Regions from separate parts of the Homo sapiens genome. Here region 1 is linked to region 2. Evidence: chromatin contacts called from ENCODE Hi-C or POLR2A ChIA-PET data. All regions are on one chromosome and are shown on one strand. The core of a region is the stretch at or near the end of the contact, and the rest is flanking DNA. Distances in the headings are between cores, read along the strand shown.

What was found. Hi-C counts contacts between places; a loop is a spot of excess contacts on that map. ChIA-PET counts read pairs that join two places held with the same protein, here RNA polymerase II (POLR2A). Pooled maps may share reads with other maps.
Region 1: a loop to region 2 is called in a pooled map, with 6 times the contacts of the local background. The contact joins the enhancer-like site here to the promoter of BET1L in region 2. A Hi-C loop is called at or near these places in 1 of 37 single-sample maps with no recorded cell type and 7 of 50 pooled maps. POLR2A ChIA-PET finds 5 or more read pairs at or near these places in 1 of 52 experiments (CD4-positive, alpha-beta T cell).

The regions. Positions count from the first base shown.
Region 1 is chr11:724,134-730,128 of GRCh38, reverse strand. EPS8L2 (EPS8 signaling adaptor L2) reads right to left here. Exons shown (of 21, transcript NM_022772.4): 16 at 5,300-5,405; 17 at 4,282-4,401; 18 at 3,959-4,031; 19 at 3,645-3,825; 20 at 3,378-3,510; 21 at 2,402-3,228. The coding sequence ends at 3,148. Among named protein-coding and RNA genes, the nearest start is that of TALDO1, 20 kb to the left of the region's middle. RefSeq lists silencers at 1,713-1,802, 3,404-3,593, 4,074-4,373 and an enhancer at 2,037-2,942. Within about 2 kb of position 3,753, at least 17 of the 41 ENCODE cell types and tissues checked have a DNase peak (open chromatin) inside an H3K27ac peak, as active enhancers do.
Region 2 is chr11:206,149-212,433 of GRCh38, reverse strand. It overlaps BET1L (Bet1 golgi vesicular membrane trafficking protein like), which reads left to right and starts at 5,035. Exons shown (of 4, transcript NM_001098787.2): 1 at 5,035-5,131. The coding sequence starts at 5,113. It overlaps RIC8A (RIC8 guanine nucleotide exchange factor A), which reads right to left and starts at 4,726. Exons shown (of 10, transcript NM_001286134.2): 1 at 3,496-4,726; 2 at 3,116-3,163; 3 at 2,434-3,027; 4 at 1,772-1,863; 5 at 1,085-1,235; 6 at 1-18. The coding sequence starts at 3,579. MIR6743 (microRNA 6743) reads right to left here and starts at 3,098; the gene lies at 3,028-3,098. RefSeq lists enhancers at 3,520-4,139, 4,115-4,284, 4,140-4,761, 5,308-5,809, 6,120-6,285 and 1 more and silencers at 3,344-3,453, 3,524-3,813, 3,814-4,012, 5,074-5,193, 5,304-5,363.

The DNA.
Region 1 (5,995 bases), core at 2,504-5,003, 520 kb before region 2:
TTTGCCTCTCATGACGTCTAGTACTGCTGGGGCTGGTTCAGCTTTGTGGGGTTAGTGGGGGTCCCTGTTGTGTTTCTCCACACATTTTCCCAGCACCACTCTCACCACCTTCCTGGGTAACGGGTGCCCCGGGCTGGGACCATGGCATCCCCGCAGGTGTGAGGAACATCTTACTGTACGTGCTGCTGTGTCAACCTCTTGGGAAATCAACCGTTTTGTAATTTTTTTTTTTTTTAAAGAGACAGCCCTTCCTAAATGGCATGGGAAGCCCCTCTTGGGTTCTGCGGGGCCTGACTGGGCACGGGCGGACAGGGCCAGCTGTGGGGGAGGACAGAAGGGGAGCAAGCGCCACAAAGACATGCTTGTCCCGAGACAGACGGGCCTTGTTGGTGGAGATATTTGCTTGTGGCTACTGGTGGCCCCACTGGCAGCTCAGGCCACCCACCCTGAGGTCTGATGTTCAAAGCCCCGCCCTCCCTCCTCGCCCAGTGTGGACTCTCCCACACTCACGGCCAGACCCTCGGCAACCCTGGCCCCACCAGGGCCAGCACCAGCAGACCCTCCTTCTTTCTGTGGACCTGCCTGATGGGGAAGTGGGTAGGGAGGCCGGGGAGGGAGTGAGTGGTTAAGGACACGTTGGAACTAAGAGAGATTGCATGTTAACCCCAGCCCCTGCCCCAAACTCGGGCCTCGAGCAGGTGACCTGGCCCCTCTACGGGTCATTCTTATCCACGCCTGCCTCACGGGGCTGCCACTGGGGCCTCCGGAGGCCGCGGGCAGCACTCAAAACACCACAGGCCCCCAAGAGTGATGCCCTCAGGGCAGGAAGGGGGGCAATCCTCACCCCTGGGGCGGGTGGCCAGAGAGGACACAGAGAGCCAGCCCACCCGATGCCAGGTGACCCTGTGCCCATCACCAGGCCGGTGAGGTCGGTGGTCCCATCTGCTCTTGAGGGGGGTCTCAGGAGGTGGCAGGAAGCCCCTTGGAAGAAACGGGAGGTAATTTCTGGAAGCCCAGAGGTCCGAGCAGGCAGCTGGGGCCAGGGTGCCTCGGACTCAGGGCTCCTGGGGTGGGAGCCTGCTTGGGGCCTAGGGCTGGGATCTGGGGGCTGGAGTCTGGGGGTCTGGCTTCCTGGGGCTCCTCAGCTGTGCAGGTGGCAGAGTGGGGCACAGCAGGTAGGGGGCTCTAAATGGGGCTGGGGGAGGTGGACAGGGAGAAGGCTGAAGAAGCAGGTGTAGATCTGGGGCCCTCAGAAGCTGAGCAGCCCAGCCTGGAGGCTGCATATGAAGCCCAGACCATCCTGGTGGAGGAAGGGTCCTGTTGCTGGGAGTGGTTGGGGAGTGGGCAGCCTCCCTCACTTCCAAGGACTGGCATCCTGGGGCCCACAGAGGCCCCTTTTGGAGCAGATATAGCCCCGGTGCCTATCCCCGTCCTGAGGTGGTGGCTCAGCAGGCAGCGGGAGCTGCAGGTTGCAGGGAGGAGGGCCGGTGCCCCCATCCCTCCCCTTTTCCTCTTGGACCTGTCTCTCTCACTGCAGGGTCCATCTGACAGGGTGGGGGGGCCTCTTCCGGGGGCCTGGAGGAGTGGTGGTGGCCATCAAGCCCGGGTCGTGGCTCAGAGGGCACCAGACAATCCCTGCTGCCCCGACCAGACACTGTGGTTAAGACTTGGCCTAGTGTGGCCTGAGCTGTGAGTCAGGGCTTCTGTGGCCTGGTGTCCAGGCCTGGCTGGGTGGTGGACCAGGCAAGGGACACGCCCCCCCCAGCCCAGCCCCACAGTCGCCCCTGCCCAGGCCAAGACCCCAGGACTGTGTCCCCGGATGCTCCGCACCAGGGTTGGGTTCACGGCTGCTATGGGGACACATGGTTGTGGGTTGCCCCCTGCCACCAATCCAGGGCGAGGGCACCCCTGGCGGCCACTCACGGCAGCACATGGAGCGGCCGGCAGAGGGCACCAAAGGCCCCTCCAAGGGTGCGGCTCAGGTGGACCGCCCATCTGGCGGTCAGGTGCCCCTCCCACGCAGGGTGCTGAGTGTGGCCTGCTCCCCCTTCTTGGGAGCCTCCGTCAGCCTGGGCTAAGATCTCCAAATCCAGTTTCAGCCTTGCCCTCTGACTCATGGCCCTCCTGGGGCCTGCCGACCGTCTGGCCGAGCTGGCTCTGTCCCCACCGCTCCCACTAGGGTTGTGCCCAGCGAAAGCCGGGCTTGGATGACACGCTTTGGGCCTTCTGGTCGCTGGGCCTGGGAGGGCCACAGGAAGAGAAGTGGGCAGGGTCCCCTCTGGGCTCAGGGGCAGAGCAGCCTGGCGGACGGCCAGCCCTCTGCCCGGCACTGCTTAGAAAAGGTGCAGTTTCCGGGGGCTCCAGGACCCACTCCGACTCCCAGAGAACTGAGACACACGGCTCCTGGGAGACTTAACTGGTTTAATTGCTTAGCCCTGGTGCCTCAGCCACCTCTCATCTGTAGGGTGAGACTCAAGTCCAGGCACCAAGACACACCAGCACCCCCAACACCATGCGGGGATCATTGGCCTGAAACTTGGCCAGAGAAAGCTCCAGTCCTGGGCCTGTAAGAGTGGGCGCTGGGAGTGTCTGAAGCCGGCACGGTGTCCCCTGCGTTGTCGGCCCTTGCAGGTGAAGTGTGTGTCGTTCCCCCACTTTCCCCCGAATGGCACCCACGGCCTCCTGCTGGAGCCCCTCCCGGGCCCCCCTCAGGGAGCAGAACTCTGCGTGTGTGCGAGGTTCAGCCTGGCCAGCCTGGAGCTCCAGCTCACCCTGGGGTGTGGATGGATGTAGAAGTGGGTGGGGATGGGGGAGCATCACAGGGGCCAGGACCCCCCAGGTGCACAGGGGAGGCCAGAGAAAGAGGCCCCAGCCCCAGGGAGTTCTGTGGCCTCAAGAGAAGGTGGACAAGGGGCTGGCACCACCAAGCAGCAGGTTTGGCTGAGATTAGTCTTGGTGTGGGCTGAGGCCTTGGGTACTGTTTGGCCTAAGGATGGGCGTTGTGCCTCCAGACAGGGGCAGGGACCTCTAGCCAGCACCACACCCCCTCCGTGTCCTTGATACAAAATACATACACATATAAAAATAATACTCCATGCATTGTGGGTGGGCTTCCCCTCCGCAGGCCCCAGCCCAAGGCAGCTGGGCCTAGCTGTCCTCCCCCCTCCTCTGATTCATGGAATGAAACTTGTTCATGAGTTCTTCCAGCTCCGACCCACTTTGCTGCTTCTAGGGAGGAGAAATGGGGGCATCCTCAGCCGGGGGTCCCACGTGTCTGGGTGCCGGCCTCCCCCTTGCTCTGCGACCCCAGGAACGGGCGGGGGAGAGGAGGGCGCAGGGGCAGGAGGGGCGTGGCGCCGGAGCGCAGGCGGGCTCACCTCCAGGAAGGCCTTCTGCATGGTGAGCTGGCTGTACACGCGGACGCCCTCCTCGCCGCACACTTTCTTCAGCTCCTCCTTGTTGAGGGAGAAGAGCTGCGGCCCGGTCAGGATGCCCAGGTTCTCCACGATCCTGGGGGCGGGCAGTTGGGCGTCAGGGCCGCGCTGTGAGCGAGGCTGCCTGGCGCCCGCCCCGACAGCTGCGCACCTTCGGCCGCACCTCCCACCCCTCGCCCGGGCCCCAGCTCATCCCCCGCCCCCGCTCACCGCGGGCTGAAGGCCTTGGCTTCCAGCCAGGCGCGGACCTCGTCCGGACCCGACTCGTAGGTGAGCGGCTGGCTCACGGGCTGGCTGCGCTCCACGCGGAAGTGCCTCTGTGGCTGCGCCCTGATGTTGCTGATTTTCCGGATGAGCTCGTCGTTGACCTCGTCCATGTGCTGCATGAGCTCTGAGGGGGCGCGCGACTCAGGCCCGCCGCTGCCTTGCCCCTGCCCCCGCCCCCGGCCCAGGGACCCCCCCCACACTTCCTCCCCCAGGTGGCCCTGGGCCCGGGACCCCCGCCTCGAAGCAGCAGCTCTCACCGTCTTTGTTCCCCGGGAAGCTTGGGGGTAGCTTGTGGGTCGGGCTGGCGGGGCCCCAGTACTTCTGACCGGCCTGCGGGGGCGGGGGGCGATTAGGCTCCCCACGCCCCGCCCCCGCCTCCCAGCACCTGCCCGGGACCTCCCCACCCCGCCAATCCCCCTACAGCCCCGGCCTGCGGACCAGCCCTTTCCTTCTGCCCAGGGAGCCCTGCACCTGCCCCAGTCTCTCCAGCCGCGGGGCTGGCCTTGGGGCGGGGCTAGGCGCAGGCGGGGCTGCTCCAGGAAGCTGGGGGCTGCGACCCCAGGGACCCCCGCGGGCTCACCTGCTCGAACGGGGCGCCGGCGTCCTCCGGTCGCGCCTCGCCTAGGATGTTGCAGGGCACGTACCCCGCCTGGCCGCTGCGGCTGCGCAGCTTCCACCACTGCCGGCCGTCCTCCAGCACCTGCGGGGCGCGCCGTCAGCCCCTCCCCACACCCAGGCTCTGCGGGGCTGGGACCACCCGCTGGCGCCGCTTTACAGAGGTCGGGAGCGCCCTAGGGTCTCCCGGAGCCCCGCTTCGCTCCATTCTCTCCGCACCCCTGTTTCCACCCCTCCATCCCTCGCTGGGCTGCTCCTCCCCCACCCTGCCTCAAGGAGTCTGGGGGACCCTTTTTTTCTCGGAGACAGGGTCTCACTCTGCCGCCCAGGCTGGAATGCAGTGGTGCAATCACTGCCCACTGCAGCCTCGACCTCCTGGGTTCAGGCGATCCCCCCACCTCAGCCTCCAGAGTAGCTGGGACCACAGGCACACACCACCACATCCAGATAATTTTTATGTTTTTTGTAGAGATGGGGTTTTGAGGTGTTGCCCAGGCTTGTCTCGAACTCGTGGGCTAAAGGGATCCTCCCGCCTTGGCCTCCCAGTGCTGCGGTTACAGGCGTGAGCCGCCGAGCCAGGCTGTGGATGTGGCCCACTCCCCCCTAGCCTGCTCCACTTTCTGTCCCCCAGTGGGTGGCCTGGATTCCGGCTGGCAGATGCGGCCAGTGCAGATGTGGGGGCTCCTGGGTGGGTGTGAATGACAGGCCCCCGCTGAGTCCACGTGGTGCAGATGCTCCCCCCAGCCTGGCACAGGGGTCTCTGCATGCCTTTGGGGAGCCCCAAGATGGGAAGGCCCCTCCAACAGGCTGGGGATCCTGATCAGAGTCCAAGGGCGGGGACCCTGGAGAAAGGGGCCAGCAGCTGTGCCCCGTCCTGGCATCACCCAGCCTGGCCCTAGACCGCTCCCCACCTCCCCTGGTAGCCCCTCCCTTGAAGCCCTGCCCTGTTTCCCCCTCTTGGACCCCGTCCTCCAGCCCCTCACCTCTAGGACCTCATCCTTGAGCACCGATAGCTCGTTGGCATTTCGGGCTGTGAAGTCATACAGGATCTTGACGTACTTGGCCATGGCTGGTGTTGGCTGGTAGCCCCTGTGAGGAACAGGAGGGGCTGAGGCCCAGTCTGGTGGGGGTCTCCTCTGAGACCTGGGCAGTGGCTGGGGGGCAGCAGCTTCCCAGGTGCACGACTGGCTGCCTCTTTTCTGTTCTGGAGGTCACCGTGGAGAGAGGCTGCAGGCAGCGTCAGCCCGGAATGGAAACTGTGACAGCCCCAGAGCTTTGGGGCCCTGCGTGGAGGCGGGGCAGGCAGGAGGTGGGCGTGGCGCAGGGGCCTGTGGTACAGCAAGGCTGGCCCATCCCAGGCCACCTCAGGGGTCTCCAGTCCGGCACCCCAGGGGAACCAGAGCCAGGGGCGTTCCTGGGAAACGCCAGGGTCACAGCTCCCCGCAGCTGGCCAGTGAGGGCCAGCATGTCTTCAGAGCCGTGGCCCCTCTGAGGACTGAACACAGCCCAAATGGTCCAGTGGAGGACGGGTCTCAAGCTCCTCTCTGTGGGGTGGGACCTGCACCTCAAAAGCGCGGGGGGGCTGGCCCTGGCTGAGGGGTCCTGGCTTTGGCATGTAGCAGGCCTGTGGCTGTCACCTGGCCAGGCCGTCCATCCTGGTCAGTGTGGCCCTGGTCATC
Region 2 (6,285 bases), core at 3,786-6,285:
CTCCTTCAGCCTGTGTGTCTGTAGAGGATTCTCTGTCACTGGGGCTATGCCCCTGCCTAACTTGTGACTGGCACAGAGTTACACCTCCCCACCACCCCTTCCCACCAACATACACAACAGCTGGTCCTGGCGGCAGAGGTTTGGGAAGAGGCCCCTCTGCAGTTAGTCAGCAGAAGGCCAAGAGTGGGTGGTGGGTGTCTGTGTCACTTTTGAAAAGGACAGGGATAGAGCGTAACTCAGAGGTACTCGTAAGCTTTGTGACTTGGGAGAAATAACTGCTTTAAGTCTAATTACTTCAACTATAAACCAGAGCTGGGAAGAAAACACAAAGCAATTAAAGCTTTAGACTCGCACACACATTGCCCTCAGATGTTGGTGGCAAAAAGAAACGAGAACCGAATCCCCGCTCTGTGTACTTCGTGGACAGAGCAGGGAGTTCTTGACCCTCCTAGCATAATGTGCCTGGACCCCAGCACCAGCAGTGGCAGCGACGGGCACAGACAACCCCCTAGCTGTGTGTCCAGTGCCAGCTCCCTATCCTGACTGGCTCGCAGGCACCTTGTGTGTCCCTTGCTTAGGCAGGTAGATTCCCAGGAGGTCTACTAAATCTCGGTTTATTGTACTCCAGCCTGCTTTCTGCAAGCTCCTGGAAGATGGTTAGAGCCCCAGCTGTCCAGATGCCCTGTAGTGCAGTCACAGCAATCAGAAGGAAGCTTTGATCTGAGGTTCCTATGGGTCTCCTCAGGATGCTGAGGGACAACTATGCTTGTAATCAAGGGCTGCCTGTGTTTAAGACTTAAAAGTAGGGACTGGGGGGCTTCTCTGGACCACTCAGTAAAGATCCCCAAAGATTTAAGAAGTGAAACCTTCAAGTGTGTGGAAGGTGTCCACATGCTTCTCATGGAGGAAGGGTCTGGCTTCTTGCCAGGCTGGACCACAGAACAACCGGAAGAGTCGCCCATATCACACCACCAAGACAATCTCCACGTACCAGTGTGGACAGTGTGGAAGCACTGACCACATCTGTGCAGGAGAACCAGTGCCAGAGCCACTGGGGGAGCCTGCACAGCCATCCCCAGCCTACCTTGTGCAAACGCTTCTCTAGGAAGATGAGGAGGGCACGAATCACATCCATATTCACTCCCATGAACTCCGTGGAGTCTCCATGTGGCTCCAGGGTGAGGAGAACATCCAGACACTTGAGGGGCAAGTTCCCCAGGAGGTTCACTGCGTGGCTGGGGACAGATGGAGGTAGGGGTTTCAACAGGGCTAATCCCTGAGCACAGGTGCAATCTTTGTGACTCCGCTGAACCACACATTACATGAGCTGGCATCTGAGTCCCAAAGGGGCAGCGCTAGGGACCAAAGCCAAGGGCAGGGACTGATCTGAGAGGCACTGCCACTCAGCTGTACAGTGGGGTCCCCTGGGGAAGTGGGGGCACTGAGACACACTGCCTCCCCGACCCTGTCTGAGCCAAAGCGCCAGACCATCTCTGGAAACCCAGACCAGCCTAGGGGCAGGTAGACCAAAAACGGGGACAAGGAACCAATGTGCCCTAGTAAGTACCATACTGTTGCCACTACCCAAGGCCCAGTTGGCACATTCCTGCCCCCAAATTCATGGCTATGTCCAGTCTCACTCACCCAGACAACGTCAGACTCTCTAGGGTGGGGCCTGGGCTCTCAGGTGGTTCTGGTTCAGAGCCGGGGTTGAGGACGACCATCTAGACATGTGGGCACACTTCCCTCCCAGAAAAAGCCCCATTCTCACCCGTGGAACTCCTCTGTGCGGTCTCCAGCAGTAGCGATCATCACACAGTGCCGGAGAAGGGTCCCCAGGTGTCGGTAAAGGGCAGCGTCTTCCTGACCAAAGAAAGAAGGGTTCCTGTGAGGAGCCCCACTCATCCCACTGCTGCCTGCTGAGGCTCCACTGTCTGTTGCACTCCAGGACTGTGTGGCAATGACTGTGCACCTCCTGTACTGCATACCTGGTCCCCTGGGGTCTTCCTAGGTGACTCTGGGTAGTGCTGGGGGCAAAAGATGACCACTGCTGTCTTCCTAAAAACTCCATGAGTATTCTTCTAAGAGCACTTCCCTGATTAGGAATGCTAACACATACCTTAGGGATGAAGTCACACTCTGTCTCAGCCCCACTCACAGCCTCATGGTGGAGGATCTCTTACAGTCTCCCCAGACACCACACAGCCCTCCTGCCAGGCAGCAAGAGCCAGAAGGGGCCTCTACTTCCCTCAGAAGCCTTTCCTGAGGTCCCAGCCCAGAACTGGCATCTCCTTGGCCTTGTCCCAACAGGCTGGGAGGTCCTGTCCTCTCCATGTCTGACACCCAGAAACCTGAAGGTACCCAGTAGGAAGCAGGTCCAGGAAATGTTGGAGCTGAGTTGAGACCCATCCATGGGTTAAGGTCAGTGCTCACCTCGTCCACCTCCCCCTTGATGGAGTCCAGGGTGATGTTGAAGAGCACTTTGAGGATCTCCATGGCCCGCTCAGTCTCTTGGGAAGGAAGGAGCGTGGGTGGGGGGTTCCCTTCAGGAGTCACCCCCAGCGTCAGCTCCAGTGTGTCAGTTAGCAGGCGCACTCCTTTCAGCTCCTGAAACAGCTGCTGGCGCACATCGGTGCGGAGTGCCGTTAGCAGGAAGAGGAGCCGCAAGTCAAAGAACTGGACATCGTGGGGGAAGCTCCTCTCACGGTACAGCCCCACACGCTCTGTGAGCTTCACCACTAGGCGGGCCTCTGCTGCCAGCATCTGTGCCACAGGGCTGCTGAGCACGAGGTTGCACAGGCACTTGAGGGACTCCAGTACAACATCCATGTCTGCGGACTCTGGGACGGACCCCTCAGAGACAGAGATGTCAGCATAGCAGGCTAGTGCCTGCAGGCTCTGGCGGCTGGTGAACGGGTCCAGGCAGTTGCGGTCCCGGGACAGGATTCGGACACTCTGCAGCCAGATGACACGGTGGGAGGGTGGCAAGCCCTGTTCCAGGACGGAGACCAGCAGCTCCGCCAGTCTCTGTGGGCAGGGAGAAGAGCGGCTCCACCAGGCCCTTCTTCCTGGGGCCACCCGTCCCTGCCCCTTTACCCCTTGGGCCAGCACCCACCTTCCGGTCCTCCTGTTGGGCATCATCAAACGTGAAGCTCTGGGAGTGCTGCAGAGAGAACTAGTGAATTCAAATCCACAGAGGGGTAGGATCCGCGTCCGCTGATGCGGGCGGCCTATTGGCCTCTAACTCAGGCAGCAGCCACTGCTCAGAACGGATGGCAGGGTCGGCACTCGCCCCCATCCCTACACGCCTGCCACCCAACGGGTGCACCCCCACTCTCCCCGCAACACTGCATCCCAGACCTGCCCCCCGCACCCCGCCGCGTCCCCTACGCTTGCTGACACAGCCTCTGCCTCACCCACGCCCTCCCTGCTACCCGCGCACGACCCTGCCCCACCCCCTCCGTGCCCGCCCCCCGGCCTCAGGCGGCCGCTTACCTCCTGGTTGTATGACCGCAGAGCTTCCATAATCACATCCTCCTCACCCGTCTCCACGGCTTCTGCAACCGCCCGGGGCTCCATGGCGCGCCGGGGAAGGCGGGACGGGCCCTTCCTCAGCCGTTCCGGGCCGCAGTTCGCCGGCCCCGCCCTGGCCCAGAAAGCCCCGCGCCAGCGCGCGGGGGAGGCCGGGACGGGGCGCGGCGTCTGGTGGCGCTTTAACGGGGCGCAGCGTCTGGTGGCGCTTTAAGGGGGCGCGGCCTGAGGCAGAACTGGCGGCTCGGAGGTTTTAAGACCCGAGTCGAGGGGCTGAGTCGCTCTGAACCGAACTGACCCCTCTCCTTGTGACCCGCGCTTCTTGGGCCAGAAGTTCCAACAGGAAACGATCTCAGCCCCCACCGTGCCCTGCCACACACACAGTGACGCCCCTCGAGCTCCACAGAACCGATGGGATGTAGAGGGGAAAGCCGAAGTGGAAAGGAATTTTCAGTCCTGGGCCATTGGGTTCGTTAGGCGTTTGCTGGGGAATGCAGGCGAACGGGATTCCCAGGTCCCTGCCTTTGTGGAGCTTATGTTCCAGAGGGGAAGGGGGACAAGGAAAAACAAAAGGACACGAGGCGGTCACAGGGCTGTGCTTCAAAAGAAGCAAAAGGCGACTGCTGGGCTGCAACGGGCTGTGAGGAAGTGCTGTTTTTGCTGACACCGGACGGTGGGAAGTGAGCCGGGAAAAGACTGGAGGAGCCACTCCAGGCAGAAGGAGCAGCACTTGCAAAGGTGGAGGGGCCGAGAGAAAGGGGAGCAACCCAGTCTGGCCTGGACTCAGTTCCCTCTTGAAAAGCAAAGATCCTGCGTGTCCGTTTCAGTGGCCGTCATGAGGATTCAGTGACGCACAGGAAGCGCGATCCACTCGCTCTTCTAACAAGTGCCCGGGAGCAAAGGCGTCTACGGCCCCCAGTCCCCGCGCCGCCTCCCAGTCTCTCTCCCGGCTTCACTTTCCTGTAGTGCGTTCTGTACGGCTGTATTCGACGCGGCGCGCACTCGCAGGCACGAGCGAGGCGCCGATCTCCACTTGACAGAGGAGGCACCCCTGCCCCCACCACACCCAGTGCTCCTCGCGGGCTTCTGCCCGAGGGGTCTGCTCCTTCCTCATGACCCGCCTGTGAATCCTTCCTAACCGTTAGGACCTAACCCACAGAAGCGTCTTTCCACCACCATCGTCTAGGCACTGAGCAAGCAAACGGCCCCGCCCCGCCCCACGTTCACAGGAACACCAAACGTCACATCCGCGGTGCTGCTGTAATCCCAGCACCTTGGGAGCCCGGCAGGCGGGGGCTGCAGTGAGCTGAGATCGCGCCACTGTCTGCGCGACAGTGCTGAAAATAAGCCACAGATATGCCCATCGCTTCCGCGCCCGGCAGTTCCCCACCCTCGGCCCTAAGCCGGAAGTCAGCGAGCCCGAAGCGGAAGGGGCTGGGCTATCTAGGGGCGTGGTCGGTGCGGAGGCGGGGCCATCGCTAGCTGGGGGCGGGGCCGGAAGCTCTTTCCCCGCGACTGCGCCACGTCTGAGGCGGCTGTGGCCGCGTCGGTGTCCGCGTCGAGGAGCCGGGGCAGGGCACGATGGCGGACTGGGCTCGGGGTGAGCGCGGGAGAGCGGAGCCGTTGGGGGCAGGGCCGGGCCGAAACCGACGCCGCTGCCTGTAGAGCCGCGTGCGCCTGCCTCTGGCCCAGCTGGGGTGACCTCGGCCGAGAGGACCCTGTCAGGGGGGCGGATTCGGATCCTTCCGGGTCCGAGCAGGGCCGGGTTTCGGCCGGCACTGCCGTTAGGACCGAAGGCGCGCGTGGCGGCCCAGCAGCTCCAGCGAGGGGTCGCGCAGCAGCGGGGTCTCCCCACTCCCCGCCGCCCCCTGTGAGATCGTTCTGCATGGGTTCGGGGTGAGCGGGAGTCGGCATTCGACAGGTCCCGAGGCCAGGCCCTAGGAGTAGAGGCTGTGCTCCGCTGGTGTCCAAGCAGGACTCTTACTTTGGCCTCGGTGGCCCCATTTCCCCTCCTGGAGCCCGTGTTCTTGTCTGCAAAGTGGGATATTGATGCCTGTCTCTGTGAGGTGTTATGATGATTAAAGGAATTTATAAATATGAAGTGGCTGGAAGGACGCTGGCATCCCTTCCTGACACTGAAGCTAGGGAGGAGGTGGTTCTCACGCACCTGATGTGACAGAACTTCCTTATCCCCTGGCCCAGCCTGTCACAGGCCAGGCCTCTGCGAGCACTCTGCCCTGGGTGTTGCAGGAAGCCCCATGCGGGATGCAGACCAAGGATCCCGCTCCTGGTCGACCTCAGCTCCCGTCTCGGGGAAATTGGGAACTTTGCTCAGCCATTTTCTGTGCGGTAAAGGGCCTTCCCAATGTTCTGTCCTGGTTCCTTGCCACCTCTTCAGGACCTAGCTCAAAGGTCGTCTCTGCAGGAGCCTTTCTGCTGCCTTGCTGGGTACTTTTCCCAAGTCTTTTCTATGCTCTTAGCAGAGTTTACTCTTTTTCTATAAGAATGGGCTCCACATACACAGATGGTGACCTCCCTGGATGCAAGTGTCACATCATACTAGCACCCCAGGGCTGGGTCCAGTTTTTGCTACACAGTCTCAGAAGGTGCTGGTTGGACCGAACCCATTGTGGGTGCTTGCCCATCCCCACCTTGATGTGTACACAGGACATGTGTTCACATGACAGGCCCTTACACACATCGTCCTTTATGCAGCCTGTCTCATGTGCAAGATTCACCTGCTGGAACCTTGGT